Linked DNA regions of Homo sapiens: region 2 is linked to region 1. A link is a loop called in an ENCODE intact Hi-C map of the cell type or tissue named here. Cell type or tissue: endothelial cell of umbilical vein. All regions are shown on one strand. Links, peaks and the distances in the headings refer to the core of each region. The heading gives the core; the rest is flanking DNA.

Evidence for each region. Peaks named below come from ENCODE experiments on the same cell type or tissue, not always from the same donor. Only the 100,000 strongest peaks of a DNase experiment are listed, where the experiment ranks them.
Region 2: it touches region 1 in a loop (4-fold over the local background); 3 of 110 quality-filtered maps call a loop at or near these places.

The regions. Positions count from the first base shown.
Region 1 is chrY:12,896,828-12,912,693 of GRCh38, reverse strand. It overlaps DDX3Y (DEAD-box helicase 3 Y-linked), which reads right to left and starts at 7,826. Exons shown (of 17, transcript NM_004660.5): 1 at 7,713-7,826; 2 at 5,100-5,157; 3 at 3,287-3,334; 4 at 726-855. The coding sequence starts at 7,757. In endothelial cell of umbilical vein, for the core only: no CTCF peak of the experiment used is centred there; DNase peaks (open chromatin) are centred at 7,083, 7,433 and 7,903; H3K4me3 peaks cover 2,631 bases; H3K27ac peaks cover 2,545 bases.
Region 2 is chrY:13,336,885-13,352,750 of GRCh38, reverse strand. The region is part of intron 17 of UTY (ubiquitously transcribed tetratricopeptide repeat containing, Y-linked); the gene reads left to right. Among named protein-coding and RNA genes, the nearest start is that of MIR12120, 130 kb to the left of the region's middle. In endothelial cell of umbilical vein, for the core only: a CTCF peak has its summit at 9,017 (motif pointing right); no DNase peak of the experiment used is centred there.

The sequences.
Region 1 (15,866 bases), core at 3,503-11,502:
TAGCCCATGTTAGATTATCATCGCTCTAGAAACGTACTTGGGTATCAGTTGAATTACTGAACACAACCACCCTTCGAAGATACTGGCAATTCAATATTCGTTTCTCATGTGAAGTAAGGCCCTCTAATTAACCAGTACTTAAAATGTAATTTATGTCTTCATTTTTAAGAAAATTATAAAAATTTTTATAAAATCACACAGCTTAGACCTCACATGCTAAGAATTAGGTTTTTAGATACTTATAACTAGTTACGTACTTTACATCTTCATTTAAAATAGTATCATCTAAATATATTTACTAGTAGGAAAGCAGGAATAACACTTGAATTTCTCCTTTATATGAAAGTAGACATGTGACAAGAGAATATTTTTAGAGTTTTACTCCTATTTGTGAAAAACAGAAAGGATTAAATACAGCCATTAGGTTTTTAAGATCAACTTATAACACACATCAAAAATGAAGTGTTTAAAGCTGTCACAGACAGGCTTTAAGTATCATTTAAGTTGAAACAGATTTCACTGTGTCAAATACCATATTCATCTAATTTAATAAATTAATAAAGACCTCTTACTGCTAACAAAACAATGAGTAAACCAACATTCTGCTTTAAATCCATTAGTAATCTGTTAAAGATATGCTTGACCACTGAAAGTATGAAGAATGAGAACCTACCAAATTAAAATTTCTAAATTTCTACTGTATACAAACACAAGCTGAGATTTACCTTCCCCTTGATCCACTTCCACGTTCACTGAAATAACCAGGCTTTCCTCTAGAATCTCGAGACCCAAAACTGCTATATGCATCCTTATCTTTGCTGCAACTCCAACCTGAACTGTCTTTATCATGGAATCCTTCAATAAAAAAGCAAAAATCAGAAGGTGACAAGACTTTTGAATAATTTGCATCTTTCAAAATATGAAGTCCTTCACATGTAGTCTTCCTTTATGTTATCTTTATGGGACCAATGGTCTACAAGTCCCATAAGCAGAATTGTTAAAAGCTTTAATGTTTTCTTCCACCAGAGATTATTATATGAAGCAAAGTAATCTCATGACCTGAGAACAAGGTAGCTTGCATGTAACATAGCTATGCTATTAATACTATACTATCGTAACAATTTTTTTCATTCATTTTTTAAGTGTAAATGTTACATATCCAAAATATAAACCTACTCCAATTAAATTATTTAAGATGAGTCTTTTTTTAAGCTATGACTAAGAGGGATTCCAAGTTCCCAATTTTTAAGCTGAACTTGTAGCTAGTGCAAGCCCATTGTTAGTTTCTTAGTTATGTCCCATCCTTGACAAATCCTGAATAATACAAAAGGTGTTAAACCTAAACATTTAACATATGCTATATATAATACACATTTTGGGAAGGCCCAGCTAAGTAAAAGATTACCTCAGGGACTGTGGGTTACCTACAGAAAAGCTTGAACTAAGAGAGCTACATAATCAGAAGAAATATGTCAGATGGATTAAAACAGGGATGGCTCACACCTGTAATCCCAGCACTTTGGGAGGCTAAGGCAGGCAGATCACAAGGTCAGGAGATCAAGACCATCCTGGCTAACACGGTGAAACCCCGTCTCTACTAAAAATACAAAAAAATTAGCTGGGCATGGTGGCGGGCACCTATGTAGTCCCAGCTACTCAGGAGCCTGAGGCAGGAGAATGGCATGAACCCAAGAGGTGGAGCTTGCAGTGAGCTGAGATCGCGCCACTGTACTCCAGCCTGGACAACACAGCAAGACTCCGTCTCAAAAAAAAAAAAAAACAGCTCCAACTCTATGCAGTTTATGACCAAAAACTACTCATACATAGTAGTATGTAGCAACTGTATGTAGCAAGCATCATAGTAAACAAGGACTCATTCAATGAAGAACCTGGAGAAGTCAACTTGCTATCTATCAACAATACTATAAACAGGACTAGTTAGCTGAGCATCTTAATTCATCTTTTAAAATCTAGCTTTGTCTAGTAACACCAAAAAGAAACAGATCAGCTAAATGGAAGTAGTCAATACAAAACAAGGAATTTCCATGTTGTCTACTTTGCTCTACCAGACCTCTAAAATAGCCTCAAATTCTAAAAGTCCAAAAGTAACTATGTAATCTTAATATGCTCGTTAAGAATAAGGTATACTTGTGTTAAAACAAAAAAACCCTCATTGTTGCCTACTTTCCATGTCTACAAACTGATAAAAAAAAAATGACAAGAGTAAACTCACTTCACAACCACACACTTACCTAAATTCAAACATTTCAATGAATGTTTAAAGTTACAAGTTAATAAAGTTATTTTCCCCTGCTTTTAAATCTCCAATATTAGACAAATGAATAATTGTACTTCCTAAATCTAGATCTATTGTACTAAATCGATTGTACTTCCCAGATTTAGGAAGTTAGATGTTTAAGGTCTCTTCCATCCCCTCAAATACTAAAATATTGCCAACTCTCCTTAAGGCAGTTAATAAACCTTTGATGCAATTCCAGCCAGATGCAATATTTTTTCAGAATAACAATTCTCCAGTTATTCTGAAAAAATAATACAATCATTAGCTAAGTGGTCTTCTGATAAACAGACCTAAAGAGGCTACAGACTAAACATAGAAATACAAACCCACTCCACACCCCTTTATCATTACCTTCTTTCCTTTTGGTTTTAAATACTTTTCCTGACCTTTCCTTCTCCTAGAATTTTTTTGATGTATATGCAGCACTCAAAACATCACCCCAATTAAACTTTTCTAAATTACAAATTTAATAGTAAACCATCCTAAGTGTTTTAAGGCATTTCATGCAACACCTTTCAAATGAAGTTGTTTAGGCTGAAACCAGACAATCTCACCAGCTTATTGGATGTGGCCAAAAGTGGTAATCTTAACAACTGTTAACTAGTCTAAAAAAAAAAAAACCCACTTTTGCTGTGCTAACTTTTCCAGACAGCAGCAAGCAGGTCTTTATCACTACACAGTTTCTTTTACGTAAGGCATTTCCACAAATACACTGGTTTCAAATTTCAAAACATAAATGTTTACAAACAGATAAACCACTATACAAAACTCAGATTCTTTGGGCTCAGTTTGCCAAAGGAAACAACTATCCATCATTCAACATTATACAAACTGTTCCAAAAACAGAAAGTGCTAGTTCTTAAAGACAGTCTGAAAGAGGCACAGGAGGGGACAAAAAACATTTATAGACCTCCTAAAGTTACTTTCTTCCCTAGGCTTTGATTAGCTGCTAAAGGTTAGGTCTACAAAGTTGCCTTAAAGACGTACCTTTAGATGCTTCTCTGTTCCTTAAGTGAGGAGGTATATAGCGCCCTTCTAAAAGAGAAAATGTAAAATTAGAAGCCTATAACATCGCCAAGATACTGCTTTTAGAAAATGTCTATTAAAAAATAGGTCCTGGAAAACAAACTTTTAAAACCTGTATTTTATACAATAAACTACTTTGCAAGATGAGCGGAAAAAATGCTTACTCTAAAATACATTGCAAACCACAAATATTTCAGTAGCTAGTAGTGGTTATCTAACAATTATCTTTTAAAAGGATCTATTTCCAATAACTGCTTCATGAATCAACACTGACCATTAAACATGGTAATTACCCCAGTATAAAAGCCTACTAGGGAAAAAAGACTCTTATGTGCTATACTAAATTAACTAACCAGTAAGAGGCTTTTAAAAAATCTGTACTGGGCTGGTCACGGTGGCTCACGCCTGTAATCCCAGCACTTTGGGAGGCCAAGGCGGGCAGATCACGAGGTCAGGAGATCGAGACCATCCTGGCTAACAAGGTGAAACCCTGTCTCTACTAAAAAAAAATAGAAAAAATTAGCCGGGCATGGTGGCCGGCACCTGCAGTCCCAGCTACTCAGGAGGCTGAGGCAGGAGAATGGCATGAACCTGGGAGGGGGAGCTTGGGGTGAGCCGAGATCGCGCCACTGCACTCCAGCCTGGGCGACAGAGCGAGACTCCGTCTCAAAAAAAGAAAAAAAATTCTGTACTGGTAGATTAAAGTGATACCATAAAAACACATGAAAAGTTGGAAAGTGAAAATGATCTGGAAAACAAATCAAGTGTTTTCAGTTAAATCAACAGGCCAGTCTATGATTAAGAAGTAAAAGAACTTATGAAGTAGACAGTACTTAACTACCTGATTTTGTAACTCAAAAATCCAAATTTGAACTAAACCTCCTACTTTTGGATTTAACTAAATATCCAAAAATGTCTCTACCATTTAAATATCTGTAATGTTCATATAACGACAAAGTTTGAAATAAATTTATAAAACTTAAAAGTGTTCTGTTTTGTTTTGTTTCAAAGCATACCAACTACTTTCCTTGTTGAACAACAGTAAGAAACCTGGACTCAAACCAGGGATACTACTGAATAACCACCAGCCTTACTCTCCTATCCAAATACTAACCTCACCCAATCTTCCAAAACCAAACAAGACCAAGTATTTCAAAAGAATGTCTTTATAACTAATTTCCTTTCACAGGAATATAGCTAACTCATCACCTTAAAATCAGATGAGCTTGGTTTTATCACTGAATGTTAGGTTCTTCGTCGGCAACAGCAGTAGGTGTAGCACATAAATGCACAGGTTAAAGTTCTTTCATTAGGTTTAACACAATGCAGGTCAATTCACAAGGATGGGCTTATATCCCATGCTGGGCCAGAAATGAATGGCACTGCTTTTCTAAAAATAATGTGTATTACATTAAGGTTCTTGGTTTTTTGTTTTGTTTTTTGAGTCAAGGTCTCTGTAGCCCATGCTGGAGTGCAGTGGCCTGATCTCAGCTCACTGAAGCTTCCAGCCTCCCAGGCTTAAGCAAATTCTCCCATCTCAGCCTCATGAGTAGCTGGGACTACAAGCACGTACCACAGCGCCAGGATAATTTTTTGTATTTTCAGCAGACATAGGTAAACAGTGTATTTTATTACCCAGACACACCAAAATATCTCATATTTTCATATAGTCAAGTTGTAAAGAAAAAAATGTAAATTTAAAATTAACAAGTCCAGTAAGACATTAACATTAAGCTCTGATAAACACTCCATTTTTAAAAAAAGTTTTACTTACTGCTCGCTGTACTTGCTCCTCCACTCTGTTTTTCAGAGTTCAGGTCCAGATTAGCAAGCTAGAAGAGATATCAATAGCTCACATGCTGATACACAAGAACAGATAACATCACAAAAGACAAATGAGACCTAGATTCCAATCTTATCCTGTACCACAAACTTAGCTGCCATGTCGGCCTGGTATTACCTGCCAAATTTTAAAGATGTCCAGGTCTACCAACCATGACAAATGCAAATGGCATCAGCTGAATACCAGCAGTTTCACAGTAATGAGTTCAAATTCATTAATTCAAAACAAATTTTCCTTAACAATTTTCCGAAGTGAAAACTTTCCTAACTAAAAAAATTTACCATCAATTTCTCAGTAACTTCAACATCCAATTTAGCTACAGTCATGATAGTGAAATGTTCCCAATGACAGTGGTTTTCTTGATATTCTAACCCTAAAAATAAATGGACATTAAAATCATTTGAAGATTCCTTAATTTATCTTTGCCCTGAAGACGGTACAACTATTTTTAATGCAGATAAATTCCTAAACATCAAAAGCTCAAAAAAAAAAAAAAACTTCACTATGTTTTGAGTACTACGCGGCTTTACACAGCTGTCACTTAATGTTCGATACTTTATGGAGATGGTAGCATTTATTTCTCCCATTCTAAACATCAAATTCGGAGGTCTTTGGTTGCGAAGTTAAAAAGCAACACATCTCGTATTTAATGTTTCTAAAATGACATATCCAATCTCAATTCATGCCTCCTTATACTGATGGATTTTAAAACTAGAAAAAAGGTTATTTCGCTTTAAGGGCTTTCAGCATAATACCTTACCTAGAACAACTCTGAAGCGGTGGCGGGGGTGGGGGAAAAAACCATGTACGTTAAAATAGATTTTTTTCAAAAAACACGTTAAGACCAATGCCAAGAGCACCTTGGTCACCTTTTTGCACAAACTTTCTATGCCGTAGAAAGCTTACATATATAAGTTCAAGATACTATCACATTACATGAATCATCAATTAAGATACTACTGTACTTAAAAATCTTGCCATCTGAATTTACTACTTAATTCTAGTGAACTAGACAGCACGGTTTATCAAGAGTTAAAGGGATGCCAATTACATAGAAAACATAAATGCGTATTGCCCAGGCTCTTAATTTTCTATTTCTGTGGTCTATTTAACACGTCAAGTCTCAGTAAACTGCAGGCGTTAATACGTCGTCAGTGGAAAAATAACCTTCAAAGGCAGACCATTAAATCCCTCAAACGACACCTAACAGCAAAATTTAAAATCATTTAGCATCACTAAGCTTTAATTACAACTAAGAAGTTCCGACGGTATTTTTTGGTTAAAAAAAAAATGTATGCTCTTTATTCATTCTCTCCCCTAGACTTGGGAGGCAGAAATGCAGGGATAAGCTTGCAAACGACTGGTGTGCCAAATGCAAAAGCGCGGTAGGTTCCTGACACAGAAAACGAGCCTGATCTAACACGTAGACCACCTATCTTCTGCCTCATCGCCCAAACTTCCAAAGGATCTGCCCTTAATGGAAACACAGTTAAACCTATATCAACAATCCTTCGGCGATAACAAGAAAGTAAACCACAAATAACCTGTCCCGCTAATCAACATTCGAGGTTAGTTTTCTACCGGACGACTTCTGCATGTATCGCCTAAAGTAAAGATACAATACCATATAAAAACCGCACAGCTCTCGGCTAGGCGGCTGTCCAGTGACTGAATTAACAAAGGGGTGTAGCGCAATGCTGGATCTCTAACCTTCCAGGTGTCTTTCCGCGGGCGTCCAATTTCCATTATTTCTACAGGGTCAAGAGAAGCACGCGGCAGCCATCCTTCCCTACCCTCCCCACCATCCCTTTCCGGTCCTTCTGCGTCACAAAACTTTCCATACCGGAAGCCCAGTTTCGGCACGCTCAGCACCCGGGCAACGGTTGCTCCGTGGCTACGGGACCCCACCAGAAACAAGATACAGGATACTTGTTACGTTGTGCTATATTATAGTCACTCGTCTTCAAGAATTCCACAGGCCTGGCCCCTCTGCTCAAGGAACACAGCGCTGCCAAGTCACACAATTGTATACACAAAGACTCTGGCCATTTGCCCGAGCAAAGACCATACTACTCTTTCTTCTCGCTACACAAACTGGGTGGCCTGAATACACTTTCTTCTTAACAATGACACTACTGCGAATACGTCAGGGGCGCCAGATAAGAGCCTCACCCTGGACATAAAAACGGTCCGCTTTTGCGAACCGCCTCCCTCCCCCGCCCCCTCACAAACGGGTTCGTGGTCGCACATGCGCGTCTCCACGGGACAAGCAAACACAAAAGCCGCCATTGCGTGAGGCCCAGTACTATACCAGAATACCAGCGTAACCACTACCATTAACGTTACTGCCATCGCACGATCCCTTCCGTACGTGGTCTTGTCATGGTCTCATGCAGTTTCTCTCCCCATTTCCCTAGAGTCCCAGTCACATAACACACGAACCCACCAGAAGTGAAACTGAAAAACCAATTAACAGTGCGCCACAAACCGTCAGGCCAAGTAAAGGGTCCCGTAGAAAGCCTCGGTAGGCTTACTTTGACTCACCTGCTGGTCCAGTTCAGGGTCATTTTTCACCACCACATGACTCATCCCTGAAGAGAAGCGAAAAATCGGGTAGTCCACTGTAGGTGTGAGACCGAATAGCGGAACTCTTACACTGGACCTACAGCTATTAAGCGCACTGGTTAGCCTACGCGGTAATATGGCCCCTCCCACAGCTATACGACAGCACGCACAACGTGCGTAATCGTTGGCTCCACCCCTCCACCACCACCACCCAATCCCTTTATCGCTACCGTTACTTCTCCCTAAATCGCGTTCGTTTAGTCATAAGATCGCGGGATTACGTAGTCCCAGCGCCTCTCAAAATTCGCGCGATGTTTGCTATCCCCGCCCTCTCCTAATGCCTTCGAATTCTAGGGATCTAGCAAGATATCTTTCGCCTTTTTCGCCTTGGGGAAATCTTAAACACAGTGACAATCTACCACTAACTCCCGCTCCCTCCTTACCCACCCTCAACTTCCCTTCTTCCTTAAGCACTCTCTCTTCCCTTTTACTTCTGAGAATAGGAAGTTTCGTAAAATTTTTCCGTTCCAACTAGCCGTCACCTACCTTTGACAAGCTTCAGCAAAGTTGGAACTAGTCAAAAAACTCTCTGAAGCCAAGATAGATAAGGGTTACGGGATCCCAGGTGTTAGGCGCAGTGACCATTTTACGTGAGCGATCCACGGTGGTTTGAATACAATCTTCAGGTTAGGGAGGTGAAAGAACAGGTCCGCAGAAGGTCCCTCTGCAGGATGGACCTGACTGCACCTGAGGAAAGCTGAGTGGATTCCGCAGCACGTGTGACCAGCCAGAGGCTCGACAGACTTGACAGGGTTAGGCTGCTGGGGTTCACCTAGGAACTCCAGACCCCTCTAGTTTTTCTACCGGTGTGCCTGCGCTTTATGAGCATACGGCTTTAGCATCACAGGATGAAGAAACAATGAAACAATTACATACTGAATGACGTTGATGATAACACACCTACCAGGGGACCTAGGCCTAGGCCCTTAACGCACCCTGGCATAGTGATGAAGAAACAATGAAACAATTACATACTGAATGACGTTGATGATAACACACCTACCAGGGGACCTAGGCCTAGGCCCTTAACGCACCCTGGCATAGTGATGAAGAAACAATGAAACAATTACATACTGAATGACGTTGATTATAACACACCTACAAGGGGACCTAGGCCTAGGCCCTTAACGCACCCTGGCATAGGTCCCTTGTTTTCACGAAACAATGAAACAATTATATACTGAATGACCCTGGTGATAACACACCTACCGGGGGACCTAGGCCCTTAACGCACACTGGCATAGGTCCCTTGTTTTTCTGGGCACCCTGCAACCTAGGTTAACCAGTGCTATACTACGTCCCCAAAGCCAGCCTAGCCATGGGATTGTGAAAGACTCTTTTGGTTGCCCAAAAGAATGAGGGTTGAGGGGGATCGGCCTACTGAAGGAACCACTACACCAAAGTTGTCCTACGTTCGTAACAACTTACAGGCGCTGCAGTGGGTGGGAAATAGTCTTTTGCCCTAGAAGGAGTTACTTTTTTTGGCCAAATTCTCAGTCCTCCCTCTAGTCCAGATTCAGCAGACAGGCAGGAAAAAAAAAAAAAAAAAAAAAAAAAGCTTAGTACTAGATTCCTGGCTTTAACTAATAGCCATATACGTGGTTTTACAAACACTTCTTCCCTCTGAACTCTCAGCGAAACCAGATTAAATATCCAGATTTTACACCGTCCTTCAAAGGGTTTCCTAGTGCTAAAATTCAAATACCTCCATTCTCAAAACATTATCACAAATATTTCTGCTTTTCCGAATTTAAAATTAAAACATTCAAAGTGATTGGAACATACACTTTCTATTCAGTGTTCCCAGAGTGAAGTTGGTTTACTGCTTTGGCAAGTTAAAGTTGTCAACTAGATTTCCTTTTTTATAACATATTTTGTGTCGACACCTTTACCATTCTCAAGTTAAATTCACACGTGATATAAAATAAATTTATTGGCCTTCTCCATTTTTGACCTTCCTTTCCTCTCTCTTTGCCTCCCAAAGAAATAAACTCAAATGATGCACAATGACACCCCTCTGGCCCCTAACAAACCTAATTATTATATAATTAAAAGAATATTTATAATAAAATATGTATTTTGGCATGTAAATGACCGCCACTGCTACACTGACAAATACACAAGTGGTTGCCTAATTTAGCTGCAAATACAAACAGAATGTATTCACAACTCACTGTATTATGAACAGGGTTGCAAACGGTAGTATTTCTAAAATGGTAAAAACAATATAAATTTATACAGTCGTTGCCTTCTCGGGGGGAAAAAAAACACTCCCTGTATGTTTAAAGTATTCAAAAATCCTTTTGGTTTGTTTGTTTGTTTGTTTTTGTTTTTGTGACAGGATCTCACTTCCTCATCCAGGCTGGAGTGCAGTGGTGGGATCTTGGCTCACTGCAGCATCCACCTCCCAGGTTCAGGTAATTCACCTTAGCCTCCCGGTAGCTGGGACCGCAGTTGCACACCACCCACCATGCCAGGCTAATTTTTTTTTTTTAACTGAGAAGGGGTTTTGTCATTTTGCCCAAGCTGGGCTCAAACTCCTGAGCTCAAGGGATCTGCCTGCTTTGGCCTCCCAAAGTGCTGGGATTGCAGACACAAGCCACTGCAACCAGCCTAAGAATACTTTTGAGTTTATGTTTAAAGCAATTTTGTAGGTTTAAATCCTAACCAAAGTATTTTCTACTGTGAATGTCCCTGAATTACAGGACATCTAACACCCTGAGCCCTGCCTGCTAAAATGTCAGCAGCCCATGCCAATCATTGTGATATTCAAAACTGCTAGCACAAGTTTACAAAATACGATCTTGAGAAACTAGGCTTGAAGACCTCAGGGTCTATTCCAGCTCATTTATGAGATTCGTATTATGGAGCACTGTTAAAGTACATTTTTGGCCTCACTTATTTCCTTTTTGTATAGACCAGGGAAAACATGAGCTTCTGATATTCAGAAGCTGTGAATTCTGACAGCTCTCATTTGTATATGAAAATTAGCAATAAATAGGACATAATGACTAACCTGGCTCTGGGACTTATTTTACTTTTGAATAGTGCTGAAATGCAGGTATTGCAATAGGAGTACCTGAAAAAAGGTTATATATATTATACATACATATATATATAGCAGTTTCCTATTTTCAGTTATTCTACAACTACTCAAGTCCAAACAGCTAGTGTGGTTTGTTAATTAGTATATTATGACACAAGTATCAAATTAGGAAGAAAAAAGATAAACTTTTGTCTTAGAATGTATACAGGCTAAAAAAGCTAAAGTTACATACTTAGGTAGGTAAGTGAACAAACTTTCACAGCACCTCAAATGACTTTTATTAAGTAATCATTCCTACTCTATATTTTCCTATATTGTATTATATTTGTCTTTTTTCACTACTCTGTGGTTCCAAGTCTCTTACTATCCATGTAATATTGAGATATGTAAGAAGCTGAAATAATAGTAATCATTATTATTGATATTACTGGGATAAACTGAAATGATGAAAATAAATAATGTGCTTAGGTAAACAAAATCATGCTGAAAAAAGATCATAACAAAAGGTAGAGTAAAAGTAATTTCTGGTGGGGCACAGTGGCTCATGACAGTAATCTTAGCACTGTGGGAAGCTTAGGTGCTTGGTGAGTTCGAGATCAGCCTGAGCTACATGACAAAAGGAGCAATAGCATTTGATTCTCACATAAAATATCTAGAATGTGCAAATTAATAAAGACAGAAAGTAGATTAGAGATTTGCCAGGGTCTGAGATGAGAAGGTAATAGAGAGTTATTGCTTACTAGTTACAGAGTTTCTGATTAGGGTGATACAAAAAGTTTTGAAAAGTGATAGTGGTGACAGTTACACAACATTATGCCTGTAATTAATGCCACTAAACTGCACACTTAGAAGTTATTACAACGGCCGGGTGCGGTGGCTCACTCCTGTAATCCCAGCACTTTGGGAGGCTGAGGCGGACAGATCACATGAGGTCAGGAGTTCGAGACCAGCCTGACCAACATTGTGAAACCTATGTCCACTAAAAATATTTAAAAATTAGCCGGGCATGGGCCGGGTGCGGTGGCTTAAGCTTGTAATCCCAGCACTTTGGGAAACCGAGGCGGGCGGATCACGAGGTCAGGAGATCGAGACCATCCTGGCTAATACGGTGAAACCCCATCTCTACTAAAAATACAAAAAATTAGCTGAGCGTGGCGGCAGGCGCCTGTAGTCCCGGCTACTCAGGAGGCTGAGGCGGGAGAATGGCGTGAACCCGGGAGGCGGAGCTTGCAGTGAGCGGAGATCGCGCCACTGCACTCCAGCCTGGGCGACAGAGAGAGACTCCGTCTCAAAAAAAAAAAAAATTAGCCGGTCTTGGTGGTGGGCACCTGTAATCCCAGCTACTGGGGAGGCTGAGGCAGGAGAATTGCTTGAACCCAGGAGACAATGGTTGCAGTGAGCCGACACGCTCGCACTGCGCTCCAGCATGGGCGACAGAGCGAGACTCTGTCTCAAAAAAAAAAAAAAAAAGTTATTACAATGGCAGATTTATATTTTATATGTGTACTACAATTTAAATTAGTAATTTAATAAATTTTGGTATACTATGTTAATAATAATATATATTCTTTATACTGTATTAATATTTAATTATATAGTATACCAAAAGTTATTAAACTTAAAACTTTAGGTGAATTGTATGTATACTTCAAATAAATATAATTGTATTTGAATACCACACAGTATTGCTGTTTTATAAAAGTTAATTGCAGACCTAAGATCGCCTAGATTTTCTCCTTTGTCATTTTTGTTTTTGTTTTTGTTTTCTTTTTGAGACAGGGCCTCACTCTGTTGCCAAGGCTTGAGTGCAGACACACAGCTATGGTTCATTGCAGCCCTGATCTCCTGGGCTCAGATGATCCTCCTACCTCAGCCTCCAGGTGGTTGGGGTTACAAGCGTACAGAAACACACCTGGATAATTTTTGTATTTTTTTGTGGAGATGGGATTTCACCATGTTGCCCAGGCTGGTCTTGAACTCCAGTGCTCAAGCAATCCTCCCACCTCAGCCTCCCCAAAGTCCTGTGATTACAAGCCTGAGCTACTGCTCCCAGTCTCCTATGTCTTTTTTAATAAGTTTTATAGTTATTGGGTTTATAATTAGGTCTATGATTCATTTTGAGTTAATTCTGTAAAAGGTATAAAGTCTGTGTCTTGATTTTTTTTCTCATGGACAATTGTTTCACTATCATTTGTTGAAATGAGAATCTTCTTTTTTCTTTTTATCTTTGCTTCTATGTCAAAGATGAATTGACTATACTTATGTAGGTCTATTTCTGAGCTCTCTCTCCTCTATTCCATTCATCTGTGTGACTATTCCTTAGTATGCTAAGCAAGACAATATGATTCCTATAGCTTTCTAGCAAACTTTGAAGCCAGAAAGTGTGAGTCATCCAATTTTGTTCCTCACTATTGTGTGAAATTATTATTATTATTATTATTATTATTATTATTATTATTATTATTATTTTGAGACTGAGTCTCGCTCTGTTGCCCAAGCTGAAGTGCAGTGGAGCAATCTTGGCTCACTGCAACCTCTGCCTCCTGAGTTCAAGTGATTCTCCTACCTCAACCTCCTGAATAGCTGGGATTACAGACACCCGCCACCATGCCTAATTAGTTTTTGTATTTTTAGTAGAGATGGGGTTTCACCATATCGACCAGGGTGATCTCGAACCTCTGGGCTCAAGTGATTCGCCAACCTTTGTCTCCCAGAGTGCTGGGATTACAGCTGTAATATTAAGTGTTCTTGAGTAATTCTTAGAAAATTGGCCCATTTATCATTATTTAACTGAAACCAATTACTGGTATCATTGTTTCGCATGTTATCCTAGGTTTTTGTTTCACAACTGAGAAAATTAAGGAGCATGGATGCAAAGGGTGAGGTTGGAGTGAAAGTTTACTAAGCAAAAGTAGAAAGCTCTCCACAGTGCAGAAGTGATCCCAAGTGGATTGCAGTTTTACTGTTGAGTGCAAAAGCTTTTATATGAAACTCTTCTCACCACTGTAGCTGTTTGAATAACCGGTCTTATCTATAAAGCCATCTGCACAACTCCCTATCTATTCAGCTGTGAAATGTCTTTAGGTAAGCACAAATCACAGCTTTTCTTGTTTATATAATTGTGGGTTTGTTTTAGTTAAGTCCTTCTCCTGCCAGTGCAAGTTCCTGTAGAGCTCTCCACGTATATGCCTGAAAAGAAGAGGAAACTTCTTCCTGAGAACCCACTAATCACTCAAAGAACAAAAAGTTTGCTATGCTGAACCTTGCCTGCCTTGTCTGCTTATCTCTGTGCAGGTGCAGCCTGAGTTTACCCCAGGCTGCTGTATTTTTGCAAGTACCTGTGATTTTTCAGGCAGGCAGCTTCTCTGATGACTAGTCTTAGTTTACCCAGTTGATTCTTCCTTTTCTTCTTCATTTCCCCTCTCAGGAGTGGAGACCCTAACTGCTATTAGGGAAGTTGGGCGATGGTCTTTCTAGCTACTTCCTGCTGGAGAGGGGCATTGTGTGGGGAATAAAAGCTAGGGCTTTTCCTGGGGCTGGTCCAAGGGTCCTTGGAAGAATGCATGTCCATGTGGGGTTCCATTTGCACCACCATTTGGAGTTTAATAGCCTCAGCCAAGAGGAAACAATTGGGTTACAGCATGGACTATACAGGCTCCAAACATTAATGCAAGACATTAAAAAAAAAAAAAAGATCCCAGTAAAGGAGCTAATCAGGTTCAAAAAGAAGATTGAGATCCTTCAAGAGGGGATTGTAGCCAACTCAGACTAAAGCCCACTCATTCTCTCTTAATATGGCAATGATTCTGATTTGATTCTTAAGCACCTGTAAATTTTCTTCCACTTGATTAGAGGTGTTGATCCAAAAGCAACATGTTTTATTTAAGAGTGCATAAGTGCCCCTACTTCAGCTGTAAGAACATCTAGGGCTCTCCTATTTTGCATTACCACTGAGGCTAGAGAGTTTATGGATTGTTGTTATGCCTCTATGGGTTCTACTGTTGCCTTCCACCCTCACCACATCATAATAGAGCTATTAAGCCCTGATTTCTCAAGGAGACGAATGTTGGCAAATGAAAATGGCCTTTAGCTCTAACATGTCTCATTCCTGGTCTTTTCAATTCAGTATTGTCCTGTGCATGTCCTCCCCAGTCCTCTCTCAGTTAGATCTCCGTACAATGGCATGGAAATGATAGATCTGTTTGTTTGCTGTGCCCAAGATAGGGCACTTTCTAGAATGCCAGATTAGGAATTCCACCAGATGATGTTGCCATGTTGGAGGAGTTTAAAAATAATAGGTCAGGGACCACTGCCACTATAGTGCATATTCCCATCCAGTACCTAGGGAGGATTAGGTATAACCAGGAACCAAGAAGAAAATAAAGCTCTGTTGCTTGAAAAGAGGGTTCTAGGTTATAATGTGTAATAGATCCAGCTTGTCTTTGCCCAGGCCTCATAAAGAGGTTTCCCATACATTTAATGGGAGCATCTTTGGTATAGGGATAATCATAAAAAGTATAGTCATGTATGGTGCCATTTACACACTAGGTGGAAAGGATCCTTCTGACAGATGGAGTTTTGGAAGATTATGGACATAATATGTCCTGGCCAGTAACTCAGCTGATTCTTCCTGCAGTGGCTCTCAGTCTAGACATTTCCTGTCCATGAACAGATGTGTCATTATTAGTCATTATTAGGTCATTAATAGTATCAAATAATATACAGAGGTTCAGGATTCCCTGAGGTGGCATGTTTGAGAAGCACCATGTGTTATTTATTATTGTGACATAATAGTGGTAAGAGGAGTTATTCAGGGGCTTCCACTCAGATTTGGAATTCCAGTTAGGAGGTATGGATAGGATTTTAAGGGTTTTGCAGCAATTTATCTTGTGTTTTAGGTTAGCTTTCTCCTCTTTTTACCCTCCAGACCTCCTCATTTTTAGAGATTGTAAATGTAATGTTGCAATATTTGAGATCCCCCCAGGTATAGTCCTTTTCCTCTGCTTTAATGCAGAGGGAGGTGTTTG
Region 2 (15,866 bases), core at 4,674-12,673, 440 kb before region 1:
GGGAGTAACAGTTTTACTTTCCTTGGCCTTCACAACTCAGCTAACTGGTACAAGAGGGCTAGTTTTATGACTGTCTTGGCTTTGGACATGCCTTCCTCACTAACTTTAATTGTTCTAGCTTTGGATTTAAAGGGAGAGATGTGGCTTGGTACAGTGGCTCAGGCCTTTAATTACAAGACTGTGGGAGGCCAAGGCAGGAGGATTGCTTGAGCCCAGGAGTTGGAGACCAGCCTGGAAAACATACCAAGACCCCATCTGTACGAAAACTACAAAAATTAGCAGGGCATGGTGTCATGTGCCTGCATTCCCAGACACTTGGGAGGCTGAGGTGAGAGGGTTGCTTGAGCACAGGAGGACAAGGCTGCAGTAAGCTGAGGTTGCACCACTGCACTCCAGCCTAAGTGACAGAGTGAGACCCTGTTTCAAAAAATTAAAAAAAAATCCCTAGTAGAACTTCTTTCAAAGTTATGAGTTAATCCACAAATCTCAGGTGAGAGATACGCAATGCTTCCTTTCATTCAAATGCTCGGAGGCCATTGTAGGGTTTATTAGGTGGCCTAATTTAATATTTTTGTGACAGGAATATGGAGGTCTGAAGAGAGGGAAAAAAATAGAAGGACTGGATGGCGGAGCAGTCAGAACACAGAACATTTGTTAATTAAGTGTGCTGCCCTATCTGTGGTGCCCTCAAACAATGACGATGGTAACATCAAAGATCCCTGATTACAAATCAGTGATACAATATGAAAAAGTTTCAAACAATTGAGAGAGTTACAGAGATGCAAAGTGAACACATTATGTTGGAAAAGTGGTACAGATGGACTTGCTTGCTTGATATCCACTGTTGCCACATACCTTCAATTTGTAGTAAACATAGTGTCTTTGAAGTTCAGTAAAGCAAAGCACAATAAAATGAGGTATGTCTGGACTACGTGGTAATTTAGTCTGTGCATGTAAGTTTATTTACAGTATTATAAATTCACGATACTGCTTTCTTTGTGGTTTCAGTTACCTGGGGGCAACTGTTAAATGGAAAGTTCCAGAAATAAACAGTACATACATTTTAAATTGCATGCCATTCTGAGTAGTGTCATGAAATCTTGTCCTGTTCCACTCCATTTGACCAGGATGTGAATCATCTCTTTGTTCAGCATATCAACACTGTACACGTTACCTACCCTTTATTCACTTAGTTGCTGTCCCTCAGTTATCAGATCAAAAAAAAAATATTGAGAATTCAGGACTATTGACAGTTTGAGGCATCCAGTGAGGGTCTAGGAATATATCCCCTACGAATATGAGGGACTGTTGTAGTTAAAGCTAGTGTACAGATAAATTACATTAGGTAGTATGGAAATCAGAGGAAAAGGGAAAAAACAATTATTACTTTACAGTTACACCAAATCTCATTGCTATTTCAATAAGACATAATGACATGTTTTAGAAAGTATCTTCAAGTAATATTTGCACATATTCCCTGGAGAACACCGCTACCATGCAAGCTGTTCAATATTTATTCTAGTGGAAGGAAAGGACTAGCAGAATTTAAATTACCATGAATTGTAATACAATGTGACATGAGCAAGTGCCTTGGGAGGGCCAGCACATTAGAGACCCAGATAATTGAAGGAATTTGCAAGGAGAAAGGGCAGGTTAAGGAGTGGCTGGAGAATAGCTTATGAAGAGGTAGTGTAGCAAGACAAGCCACAGACAAAACCCTCAGACACCCAAGTTAAAGAAGGAAGGGCTTTATTCGGCTGAGAGCTTAGGCAAGACTCATGTCTCCAACAACCGAGCTCTCCAAGTGAGCAATTCCTGTCCCTTTTAAGGGCTCACAACTTTAAGAGGGTCCATGTGAGAGGGTCGTGATCGATTGAGCAAGCAGCGGTACATGACAGGGGGCTGTATGCACCAGTAATCAGAATGGAACAGAACAGGACAGGGATTTTCACAGTGCTTTTCCATACAATGTCTGGAATCTATGGATAACATAACCAGTTAGGTCAGGGGTCGATCTTTAATTAGGCCCAGGGTGCGGGCTGTCTGCCTGTGGATTTCATTTCTGCGTTTTTACTTCTTCTTTCTTTGGAGGGAGAAATTGGGCATAAGACAATATGAGGGGTGGTTTCCTCCCTTAGTAGAATGAAAGTGAGGCCTCACTGAAGGACCTGCTTTATCTGATGGCACAGTAGAGCTATTAAGGTTTTATATACAGATATAAATTTCTTTTTATATACAGATATAAATTTCTTGAAACTTTGTTTATTTTTATTGACTAATATACTTTAATTTTTAGAGCTGTGTTCGGTATATAGGAAAAATTACACAAAAAGTAAAAAAGCTCCCATTCCTTTCCTCATCTCTCATGGTTTCTCCTATTAGCCATGTGTTCTAGTTACAGAAGTCTCTCCAAGTTTTTGTTTGTCTGAGAAAAATTTTTTCCTGGTTTTTGAATGGTAATTTTGCTGAAATTCCAGTTTGGGTTTTTGTTTCAATACTTTAAACATTTCTGTCTAGTCTCTCTTTTGCATGGAGTCTTAGTTCATTCAGAACACTATAACAAAATACTATGGACTAGGTGATTTATAACAAAGAAATTTCTCACAGTTTTGGAGATTGAGAAGTCCAAGATCAAGAGCTAGCCTACTTGGTGTCTTGTGAGATGGTTCATCTATGTTACTTTCTTGCTGTGTCCTCACATGGTGAAATGGGCAAGGAGTGTCTCTCAGGCCTCTTTTGTAAGGACACTAATCTCACTCATGAGGGCTGTACACCTTATGATCTTATCCCCTCCCAAAAGCCCAGTCTCCTAATAATTTCACCTTGGTGATTCAGTTTCAAAATAGGAATTGGGCGGTAAGGGTGGGCAGAAATATTCATTCCTTTAGTGCATATGTTCACAAGAGAAGTCAGATGTAATTCTTAACTTGGCTCCTCCATAGTTAAGCTGGGGTGTTTTTTTGTTCCTTAATTTTTCTCAGAATTTTTTCATTGCCTTTGCTTTTTTACAGTTTACATATAGATGTGTATTGTAGTATTTTTTGTTATTTATATTGTTGGATATTCTCCTAAGTTTTCTGGGTCTGTGGTTGGTTTCTGTAAGGTCAGCTGAGAGAAAAAACAAGAGAGAGAGCAAGACCCAAGTTCAGGCAAGCTTTTAGTAAACCTGCCAGCTGCCTTACCACAGACAAAGGAGGCAGCAGCCAGGTTACAGAATAAGGGATTGATACTTGGGGGTGGGATTATGCTTTCACTTGTATTCCCTCATATTTTGCAAGTGTTCTGTTGATGTGATAAAGTGTGATGAGGTGATAAAGTGTGTGGGAAGGAAGTGTTCTGTATTAGTTGCCTGTCTTTTAATGAGACTTTACCTTTTGGCTGATTCCTTCACAAGTGCTGGTCAGCTTTTTATTCCCCATTAAACAAGCAGGAAGGCTAGAGAGGCTTGGCATTGAGTATTTTCTGTCTGTCGTGTTGTTTAGGTTATAGTAAAACCCTAGCTGTGTTAGGCTCTGGCCAAATAATACAGTAATTTCCCTGAGTCATGCCTTTTTAAGAACGGATGCTCAGGAAACATTTCAGAATGTTTACTTTGCCTCTTCTCCTGTTAGAAGTTGTAGAGGTGTGTTTTCTAGTCTTTACTGTAAGATCCTATTAGGGCTTCTGGAGGTAAAACTTATAAAAATATGGAGATTCCCTAAGGCTTGGCCTCCCTGAAGCTTCTAACTCTCAAAAACTGAGCATCCATCAGTTTTTCAGTTACAGTTTAGGTTTTTCTCTTAGTGGTTCCAGCAGCAGTTTCTGTTCACTGCCTTTTGCTCTGGTAAGTTGTGATACTATGGTAAGATGTGAATCTGTCTGCCTGTGTGTTCAATGTGGGTGGCAGCAGTAAGTTAACCAGTCACTTCCCTTCTCTTAACCCTGGATAACTTACCACCAATCTGTTTTCTATGTGTATGGATTAACATATTATAGACAGTTTATACACATGGAATACTATAGTATGTGACCTTTAGTGTCTTAATTCTTTCACTGGACATTGTGTTTTCAAAGTTAGGGAATATATCCTGTTAATAAACCTTCTAAAATGAAGGTTGAACAATGCTGGACTAACATTTCAGTTTTCTTTTGTTTTTGATCAGTAGGAATTGAGTGAGGAAAATAAGAAATTTGTGTGATACAGGCAGTTTGTACAATCTACCAGCTTTTCCTTTTGATTTCCTCTTGATTTCTCTTATAGCTGTGTCCTGATTATCATACAAAAGTTAGCTCCTCAAAATAAGTTATGCTCTTTTAAAAATAAGTATTATTTGTATTGTTGTATTATTATATATTTTTTCCTTATAGTTTTGATTAATGGTTGGATAAATTCACCCATGTGGGAACCCATAGATACAAAGGGCGACTGTATCTTCATTATTCTCTCAGATCCTCCTCCAGGAGTTTCATCAAATATCACAATCTCAAGGATATCAGCTTTTTATTATCTTTCTGTTCATAATGTAACTCTTTGCTATTGTCTCCAGCATTCTCTACCCTCTTCTCTCATAAATTTTTCTGTAAGGTCCGTATCAAAACATAATCTAATATTATATATTCTAAATTATTTCCTTTACTTTTTATTTAATCAGCTGGGTAAAATAGGGAATTAGGCTGTTTCTATTCTGTTTTATCCCTTGAGCCTGAAAAAGTTAGATGTGGCCAAACCGGGTACTCAATACAAATGGCTACAAGGAACAAAAAGCTACCATTCAGTCTAAAACAGAGACTGTCCTTCCTGAAAGTATTTGAAGATTAAACTTAAAACTTGCCTTAAAAATTTATTTTGAAATGGTTAATTTTATGTGTCAGAATTGGTAGGGTAGGAAGCTCAGTTATTTTATTGCAGGAAATGTTGCGGGACAATCAAAGACTGGAGAGACCGAAAAAGGTTCAGGAGGGTTTATTAAGGTGATCACCGGCTCAGCTGGACATATGTCTAGAAAATCTGAGTCCCGAACAAAGGGCTTTTCCTACTTTTTTTTTTGAGACAGAGTCTTGCTCTGTCATCCAGGCTGCTGTGGGGCAGTGGCACGATCTTGGCTCACTGCGAACTCCGCCTCCCGGGTTCTTGCCATTCTCCTGCCTCAGCCTCCCAAGTAGCTGGGACTACAGGCGCCTGCCACCATGCCCAGCTGATTTTTTTATATTTCTAGTAGAGTCAGGGTTTCACCATCTTAGCCAGGATGGTCTCGATCTCCTGACCTTGTGATCCACCTGCCTCAGCCTCCCAAAGTGCTGGGATTACAGACATGAGCCACCGTACCCGGCCCTCCTACTTTTAAACATCTAAAAAGCGAGAACTACGTGAGGTGGGAAGGAAGTTACAGAAGTGAGAAACAAAGGCAGTTAAGCATTACGACATTTCTTAAGTCTTGAGAAAAACATGTCTTGCATCCTAAACTTACCAGTCTTGTGACCCTGAAGCTGTGCTAGGGAGGTAAGCAGGAACTTGCTGAGCCTGTAATAAACTTTGAGGAATGTGGAGTTGGGGAGTATAGATAAGGTCCACTGATCACAAAGAGAAGACAGGCTGTTAATATTCTCTTTTAACTTGAGTGTAAGTTGAGGGGTGGGAGGTCACATTTTGCAGCAACTTTTAAGAGGATTTTAAAATTTCTACTACTACTACTAATAGGTTATAGTTGATTTCATTAATTCCTTCTTCATTTCCCCCCTTTGGTGTCCCACACAAATGTAGATTAGTAAAGTGCACCACAATTAGCTATTTCTTCTTGAGTGGGTACATACTTATCTTGGGATACCGGTTGGTACTTTTGCAGAGCCATTATTCAGGTGATGGTATGTCTGTGTACCGTTGGCTTCTGTGGTGGATTGGATGCTTCTGATGAGAAGTGGCAGGAGACAAGGAATAAGTAGGCATCCACTTATTACGGTGGTAACATGATTGATATAGTGTTGGGAACTGCAAAAGGGATTAAAGTCTGACACAGAGGAATTGTCTATAAAGCTTCCCATTGTGTTCTGTTTTCGGATTTTGCAAGATATTGTTGACCTAGGCAAGTCGTTGCCCCTCCCTGGTTCTGAAAGGCCTTGTCCCAATGGGTGATGCAGTATTTTCCAGTGATGGGGTTCCTTAACAGCCAAACACTTGGATTTGCATTGAATTTGTAACAAATTCAGGTAAGGTAAAATTTTCTTGTGGCATCAATTCTTAGGCTCCCATATTGGTACCTCCACATATATAACATACAGTAACTCTTAAATTGTTAGCAGTACTTTCGGCTAGCTGGGCAAACAGGTTTTCAGCTGATATAGGAGGAATTTGATTTTTTGATACTTCAGGATTAAAGTGTTCATTGAAAGATGTATAAAACCTAAAGTGTTGCATTGGGCTAACTTGAACTTGGGTCCTTTGGGTTTTCCTGGTAATGACCAGAGGAATACGAAGTCCTAGGAGTGCTCTTTCCTGATCAAAGATTAGTAGCCCTTTAGGCCCTTTAGTCCAGAAAGGCATATTTGGCTTTAGTATTGTCAGATTGAGTGGGTTGCAAGTTCCAGTTGTGCACCCTATCTTCACCTCTTGGCTGGCAAATAGAGCAACCCTTCCTGTGTATAGGTGCTGATAAATTCATGTGTGGTCCACTGATTATCACAATCAGGGCACTCCTTTTTGGATTTTCCTGTTACAGCCTTGGTAGCTCTGCTGCTGACTCTTTCTTGTCCTAGATTTTTACGGATGGTCCCAATAGTATTTAGTTTACTGAGATGTGAAGCTTGGCAGGCATCAAAATGTATGGAGACAGGGCCTTTATGCGAGTGAGGGAATACTTCTTTTTTGTTTACAGGTTTACTGACCCTGATTTCTGTGGGGTTTATATATGATGGCATTAGGGGTTTGCCAGTTTGGACTTCAAACCAAAAGTCATAGGGCACGAACTCTGGGTCATTACATACTTGGGGCTGCCTGTTTCCACGATCACAGACCAACTAGTCTGGTTATAGACACAAGTTCCTGTATGAGTCCCTGTCCACTCATAGTAGGTCTGGTATAACATAGTTTTAGTCATACCTTTTCTGGACCAGGCTTCTATCATACAGTGATGACAGTCATCTTGGTCCCCTTTTATAACCATAGGTGAAAGTGTCAGTGACTTCAGTATTACCAATATGATTAAACTTATACTGTGCATGGGCACCCTTCTGGGCAAAAAGCTTGGCAGCATTTGCAAAGATAACATGACAGTAAAATAATCAGTACAAGAATTTAATTATGCTTGTAAATTCAGTCCACATTTACTTATCTATTATTGACTTCCTCAGGCTTCAGCCATGCATAGACTAGTCAGCTTCCAGTTGTCTGACTAGAGCAGGGCTCAGTGTTTCCCTAAGGTTCAGCTGTGCTTGGACTGACCAGCCTCCGGTATGGTCAGAGCAGGGCAGTTATCCTTGTCAGCAGTGGCATAGTTTTGCCGCAGGATCAACTGTTTTGGGTAGTCTGGGTTTTGTTGACTGGCCGCGGGTCCTGAGTTGTGGTCGCTGCTGGTTTCAGCTGGCTGTGATGAACCCAAGGTGTGATACCTGCAACAACAGCAGTGGGGGTAGACAAGATCACAATATGGGGACCATCCCATAAAGGCCCTAACGTGGTTGGGTTCCATTGTTTGACCCAGACAGAGTTTCCAGGTTGGAAGGGATGTACTGCATCTATGAGACTAACAGGTATTCTTTCTCTTACCCACCTTTGTATTTCCTGCATGGCCTCACCTAAGGCTTGCATTTGCCTTCTTAAGGTTAATTCCCCAATTTCTTTTAAATCCCCTTTTATCTGAGTTATGATTGTGGGTGGTGAGCCAAACACCATCTCATAGGGTGAATACCCAGTTAATTTAGTAGGGTGCCTCTGACTCACAGAAGGACCATGGGCAGCTCCTGATTTCACCTTAGATAAGTTTCCTGGCAAAACCTTTAACAGCTGTTTGAGTGTCTCCTTCATTCTTTCAACTTTTACAGAACTCGGTGGGCAATAAGTTGTATGCAGATTCCATTTGATTTTTAACATCTGTTAGTTGTTGTACTATCTGCTACAAATGCTGGGCCATTGTCTGATTCTAAAGTTAGAGGCAGTCCAAATCTAGGAATAATCCCCTTTAGTAAGATCCTGGTTACTTCCCGAGCTTTCTCTGTCCTGGTGGGAAATGCCTTGACCCACCTTGAGAAAGTGCAGACAAACACTAGCATGTACCGGCAGCCTCCAACTTGAGGCAGCTCGATAAAGTCCACAGGCAGGTTTTCACAGGGTGTAGTCCAGTTTCTTGAATCCCTGGGGGCCATGTTGGCCCCTGCCATGGATTATTTTGGGTACAAGTTCAACATTGCTCACAAATGGCTCAAGTGATGGCAGTTAGGCGCAGAACATAGAAATGCCATCCAACAAGAGTCTCTAATGCGGTTTTTCCCATATGTGTTCCTTGATGAAACTGCTTTATGAACTGGGTGGCTATTGCTTCTGGGATGACAAGCCTCCCATCTGAGAACTTTCACCAACCTTTCTGTTAACTTCCACTCTCCTGCTCAAACCAGGTCTTTTCATTAGAGGAGTAGTTAGCGGGTTCTGTAAGGGGAAGCTCTAGTAAGGGCATGGTAAGGGTTTGCCCTTCCTTCTTAGTTACCTCCATCATTGCAACTCTTTTGGCTTCTCTGTCTGCCTTCCTGTTTCCTCTAGCCTCATCACCTCCTGCCATTTGATGCCCTTTGCAATGGATGACTGCTACTTCTTTTGGAGCTCTTTCAGAGCAGCTTCTAAGAGCAACTCTATTTCCCTTTTATTTTTGACTTCCTTTCCTTCAGTAGTTAATAATCCTCTTTCCTTACATATGGCTCCATGGGAATGCAAAATGGCAAAAGCACACCTTGGGTCAGTATAGATGTTTACTGACTTTCCTTTGGCCACGAGCGATGCTCTAGTGAGGGCTGTTAGCTCAACTCTTTGGGCTGAAGTTCCGACCAGCAGAGGGCAGGCTTCAGCCACTAGATTCAATGCCTCACCGTATATCTAGCCCTTCTGACACCTTCAGATATGAAGCTACTTCATATCTGAAGTATCATATCTGCTTCATATCTGAAGCTGCTTCATATCTGAAGTATCATATCAGTAAAGTATTCCACATCTGGATTTTTTAAGTGCTGGTCCTTTAAGTCTTTTTGGCTTGAGAAAACCTCATCTACCATTTCCACACAACAGTGATAACCTGGGCAACACAACGGGGGCTTTCTGTGCTCTGCCCACTCTTTTGGCAGCAGTGTGCGTGGATCTAGAGTATTCAGAGTCACCAGGATTATGTAGGGGTTTCCACACAAAAGTTCTTGATATCTTAACATCCTAGGGTTAGAAAGCCAGCCATGCCCCCTCTGCCCCATCAGGGTGACGATCGTATGGGGCACCTGAATTATCAACCTCTGTCCAAATGTGAGCTTGTTAGCATCTTCTGCTAACAGGGCAGTGGCTGCCACTGCCTTGAAACAGGGAGGCCATCCCATAGCCACCAAGTCTAGTCGCTGGGACAAACATGCCACGGGCCAATACCATGACCCTAGTGTTTGTACCAAGACTCTTATAGATATTCCTTTTCTTTCATAGATATACACGTAAAAAGGCTTTGTCATGTCTGGCAGTCCTAATGCCAGGGCGTGGATCAAAGCCTTCTTGATTTCCTTGAAGGCCATGTCCTGCTCTTTTCCCCACAGGAGGGGTTGTTTTCCGCCACTTTGGTAGCCTCATACAGTGGTTTTGCTAAGAGCAAGTAACATGGAATCCAAATGCGACAGAAACCAGCTGCCCGTTTAAACTTCCACACTTGTCTAGCGTCAGGTCAAGGAATGCTACAAACAGTCTCTTTTCGCCCACGTCCACACTCAAGCTGCCCTTGAGAGAGGTTAAAGCCAAGATACCTTGCTCTTTGGCCACAGATTTGTGCCTTTTCCTTAGAGACCTTATAGCCAGCCTCCCACAGAACATCAAGGAGGCTTTTCTGTACCTTGAAAGCACTCTTTTGTAGGTGCATAAATCATCTATGTACTGCAACAGGACACAGCGGCCACTTCGTGGCATGAAAGCCTTCAGGTCTGAGACAAGTGTGTCCTCAAAAATGGTTGGGGAGTTTTTAAATCCTTGGGGGAGTTTGGTCCAAGTATACTGTGATGAGCCCCACTCAAAGGCAAAGATGCCCTGGCTTTCAGGAGCTAGTCAGATGCAGAAGAATTCATCCTTTATATCTGAGCACATAAACCAAGCAGTGTCAGCAGGAATTCGCCCAAGCAGTGTGTATGGGTTGGGCACAATGGCATGTGATGTAGCTGCAAGTTTATATATGGCCTGCAAATCCCGTACCGTCTGGTAATCTCCAGAGGGCTTTAACACCAGTAGTAATGGAGTGTTTCAAGAAGAGGCACATCTTTCTATTATCCAGATTTAAGGAGCTGAACTGTATCCTTTGTAATCCCATGGGTGGCTTTGCTAGGATGGGATGCTGACCGATTCGCACTGGTGTCCCGCAGCAGTTCCACCACTGTGGGGTCCTGATTTATGGCTAGCTCTGGGGATTGTCTTCTGCCCACACCCCTGGCAGCCTGATAAATAATTCCTTATACATTGCCTCATTTTCCCACTTGCAAAATGCATCTTTACAAATTTTGCATCTCTCGTAGTCTCCATTCCTCTGTTGTGGGGATGGTAAGGGTCATTATCATGGCTTTTCTTTGACCTAGGTTTAAAGTCATGTCCCCTTCTCGGGTAAAGGAGATTTGTGCTTGCAATTTCTGGAGCAAGTCTCTTCCTAACAAGGGCACCAGACTATTTGGCAAATATAAAAATTCATTTTGGACTTCCTGTCCTCCAGTCACACATCTTTTAGATTTGAAGTAAGGCCTCTTTTCTGTTACTCCTGCAGCCCCATTTATATTGACATAATTTTTAGACAGTGGTCCAACTGCTTGAGTTCCTACCGAATGCTCCACACCAGTATCGACTACAAAGTGCATTTTCCTGCCCCCTACCTCCATTGAGACCGTAGGTTCCTCAGGGCCTAATGAAATGGAGCGTGGTCTGTCTCAGTTCTCATAATAATCATTGATTCCTGCCAGTCTAATTAAATCCGTGTCTGACTTGTGAACCCCTTGACCGTCAGCAGGGGGTTCTGGCCAGCCATTTTGTCCCTGATTGTTGCCTTTATACTTTTCTCTTTCTGGGTATTCATTCTCCAGTGTACCATCTGCTTGCCTCTCGCACATTGATCTCTCTCAAGCGTAGGTCAGCCCTCTTGTCCTGGCTTAGCTTCCTGGTTTTGCCTTGCTTGTCCTCCACCACAGCCATGTCCTCTCACAAAATTAGTTTCTCCTCCAACTAAGACCACCGCCATCAAGTCTACCTTTTCCTTAGCTCTGCATCTAGCTTTTCTCTTGGCCTCCTCATCCTGATTTAGAAACACCTTAGTAGCCACTTGGATAAGCTGGATAATATTCATGCCTTCAAAACCTAACTTCTGAAGCTTTTGCTTTACGTCTCCTCGTGCCTGACTTAAAAATGCTGCATTAACCATACACTGATTACCTGAAGCCTCTGGGTCAAATGGCGTGTAAAGTTGCTGAGCCTTGCAGAGCCTCTCATAAAATTCACTGGGACTTTCATCTGGCTCTGGAGGACCTCTGAGACCTTTTTGATATTGGTGGCCTTTTCCCCTTCAGCCTTTATTCCATTTAGGAGTGTCTTTCAATACCGTTGCAAACTTTGTAGCCCTTGAGCCTGGTTAGGGTCTCAGTCTGGGTCAGCCTCTATCGGGAGTGCTTATGCATACAGCCTGATATCTCCTGTGCCTGCGGTCGCATTGTTCTCCAGCCACTGGAGAGCGGCTTGTATAACTACGGCGCTCTTCTGTATTAAATAATGACAGAAGAAGTTTGCAATCATCCCAGGTAGGATTGTAAGTTAGGAAAATAGACTGCATTAGATCTATAAGAGCCTGAGGCTTCTTTGTATAGGAAGGAGTAGGTTGTCTCCAATTTAAGAGATCAGTAGTAGAGAAGGGCTGATAAACGAAGAGCTGTTCGCCCCCTTGGACTTCATTCTGTGCAGTTAAATAAATTTGTCCCCGTGTTTCTTGAAGGGGTGTCTGCATTGCTTGGGCATGACCTGACCTAAGGTGGCCTACCTCATCCCCCTGGAGTTTCTCCCTTGGCTTTTCAGGCAAGGACTGTGGTTCCTCTCTGTGTGGTGTTGTCTGAGGAGTGCTTTCTTCTGAGTCTGAATCTCCGGAGGCGGCCAGGGCAGCATCCTTCCTGTCTAAGCCCTCTTTGCCAGGGATGGATAAATTGGTGCATGGGGGGGTGGACTTTCTAACTTTTCATTTGGGGCCTGTAGGACAGGTTTTTTCTGCTTTTCCTGTGACTCCTTTTCTTTTTCTGATGCCTTGCGGTCTCTTCCTGTGGTTCCTGGTTTTGTCCGGGCCATTAGAGTCTTACAATAGGTCCCAAAGCAGGCCTGCAGCCACTTAGTGTGACTTTGAATTACACTTAGCCAGGAGTTGATATACGAAAACTGATCCGGGTACCCAGGCTGTTCTCCAGCCCCATGACTACCCAGAACACTCAGCCAATTATTTCCCTGTCTGTTGTCCCTTTGGCTGGCCACCCTACATTAAAAGACGGCCAATCTATCTCACAAAGGGTTCTCTGTTTCTGTGGAGTTAGTTTAACCCTATAATCACCATTAAAACCTTTTTTAAAGTTTTTCAGCATGCACTCCAGTGGAGTAGGCTTTGACATTTTTCCTCCCACTTCCCCACTCACAGCACGCTTTCACTTTTGCATCCACCAGTCCAGATCCTATTATGGGAGGTTTGGACACTGCTTAGCCAGGAGCGTACCTTAATTCCTGTCACAGCTCACTGCAGCCGTGGAACTGGTCCTATGGGCCATATGCAGTGTCCTAGGTCTGGTTTTTCTCACACTTGCCTCAGAGCACACAGTCCCTGCTAACAGATCTGTGCTTCACCACATCACGCCCTGTGTTGGTCTCTCCCGAGACCGTCTCTTTCACACACTTTCACACACCTCCCGCATTCCTGAAACAGTTTTCCTTTCTGACCAACTTGTGAGCTCCACCCACATCTGGTATCAGTTAGGGCGTGAGTTTCATCTGGGTCAGTGGAGCCTCTCCTGATGTTCCCAGCCCCCTTGGGTCAGACTAGTCATCACGCCCTGGGAGGTAATCCGGCTGCCTTTCCATCCTTATGGGACAGGTCTTGCCTTATGGCCCAATCCTTAGCACGGTTTAGATGTCTGTGCACTGCTTCCGTGACTGTCCTGCAACACTTTCTACCTGTTCCATTTGTGCTGTCAGGGGAAGTCTCTGGAATATGGGAGGGCCATTCTCCTTCTGGGCTGAAACTCTCCTGGTGGTGCTAAGGACCCCAGGGCTCTAGCCCACTGGCAAAGGAGATAGAAAATCTGCCATCTCCAATCCCAGACAAAGCCCCCAGAACTGTTTCAGGACAATCAAAGACTGGAGAGACCAAAAAAGGTTCGAGACAGTCTATTAAGGTTATCACTGGCTCAGCCAGACATATGTCCAAAAAGCCTGAGCCCCAAACAAAGGGTTTTTCCTACCTTTAAACATCTAAAGGCAGGAACTGTGTGATGCGGGAAGCAAGTTACAGAAGTGAGAAGCTAACGCTGTTAATCAAGCATTACAACATTTCTTACATCTTGAGAAAAACATATCTTGCAGCCTAAACTTACTGGTCTTGTGACCCTGCAGCCACAAGACCCTGCAGCCGTGCTAGGGAAGTAAGCAGGAACTTGCTGGGCCTGTAATAAACTTTGAGGAATGTGGAGTTGGGGAGTATAGATAAGGTCCACTGATCACAAAGAGAAGACAGGCTTTAAATGTTCTCTTTTAACTTGAGCGTGAGGTGGGGGTCACACTTTGCAGCAACTTCAAGAGGATTTTAAAGTTTCCATTACTACTACTATTAGGTTATAGTTGATTCCTTCTTCACTCAATGTTCTGTGAAGGTGCTCTGTAGATAGGATTAACATTTGTGGCCAGGCGCAGTGGCTCATGTCTTTAATCACAGCACTTTGGGAGGCCAAGGCAGGTGGATTACTTGAGGTTAGGAGTTTGAGACAAGCCTGGCCAACATGATGAAACCCCGTTCTTTTTTTTTTTTTTCCATTTTTGAAACAGAGTCTTGCTCCGTCACCCAGGCTGGAGTGGATTGGAGTGGCGTGATCTTGTCTCACTGCAACCTCTGTCTCCTGGGTTCAAGCAGTTCTCCAGCCTCAGACTCCCAAGTAGCTGGGACTACAGGCACACACCACCTTGCCCAGCTAATTTTTGTATTTTTATTAGAGACAGGTTTTCGCCATGTTAGCCAGGCTGGTCTCAAACTCCTGACCTCAGGTGATCTGCCTGCCTCAGCCACCCAAAGTGGCTGAGATTACAGGCATGAGCCACCACGCCCAGCCATGAAACCCCGTTTCTACTAAAAAAAAAAAAAAAGAAGAAAATAATTAGCCAGGCCAGTTGGCACGTGCCTGTAGTCCCAGCTACTTGGGAGGCTGAGGCACAAGGGTCACTTGTACCTGGCAGGTGGAGGTTGCAGTGAGCCAAGATCACACCGCTGCACTCCAGCCTGAGCAGCAAAGCAACACTGTATCTCAAAAAAAAAAAAAAAAAAAAAGGATTAACATAATTAACTGACTTTATAGAGATTACCCTTTATAATCTATTTGGTATATTATATTTTATAATAGAATTTTTATGGCTCTGTCTCATACATTTAATTAAGTCATTTTGAGTTAATTTTTGTACATTGTGTGAGAATATCCATTTTGCGTAAGGATATTTGATTATTCCAGCATCATTTGTATAAAAGTCTTATTCTTCCCATCTTGGCAACTGTGTCAACAATTAGTTCATAATCTATGTGTGGATGTATTTATAGACTCTTTTGTCCTACTCCTGTATATAGTTTTTCTTACACCAATTCTACACAGCCTTGGTCACTATAATTTTATAGTAAGTTTTAAAAATAGGTAAATGTAACTCCACCTTTTTGTTATTTGTCTCTATTCTAATAGCATGGTATTACATTGCTTGATTTTCACATGCAAACCTACTGGCTTTCTGAGATAAATCCTCGTTTGTCTTGGTGCATAATTATTATATATTGCTGGGTTTGACATGCTAATGTGTTCTTAAGGATCCTGTTGTCTATATTCAAGGGAGATGTTTTTTTCAGTGATATATTTTACTGGCTTTCACTGGTGTTAGAGTATAACTGGCTTTCTGAAATGACTTAGTGAAGGTCTGTCCTGCTGTATATCCTGAAAAGATTTTTGTTAAGATTAGTATAATTTCTTCCTAAAATGTTGTTTGTAGGATCTCTGGTGGTATAATCTCTTTTCTTTCTACTTTGCCAAGTTTATATATACTGTTATGATATATTTAGCTGAAGGATTTTTTTAAGTGATGTCCATCCTTTCAAAGACCAGTTGTATATGTTTTTTAACAAATTTTTTCCATTGGTTTTGTGTTTTCTATTTCAGTAATTTTTTTTCCTTCTTACCTGTGTTATTTATTCCCTTGTATTTATTTTTGGTTTGATACTCTCTTCACAACATCTTAAATTGGTATTTTATCTTTTTGATCTTAGACCTTTATTCTTTGATAACCTAAGTGCTTGAAGCTATAAAACCTTCTATGTATTGCATTAAACTAAATTTTGATATGGTATGCTTTTATTTTTATCAAGTTCAAAGAATTCTCTAATTTATTTTGTCATTTCTTAACTTGGCCCATAGGAAAT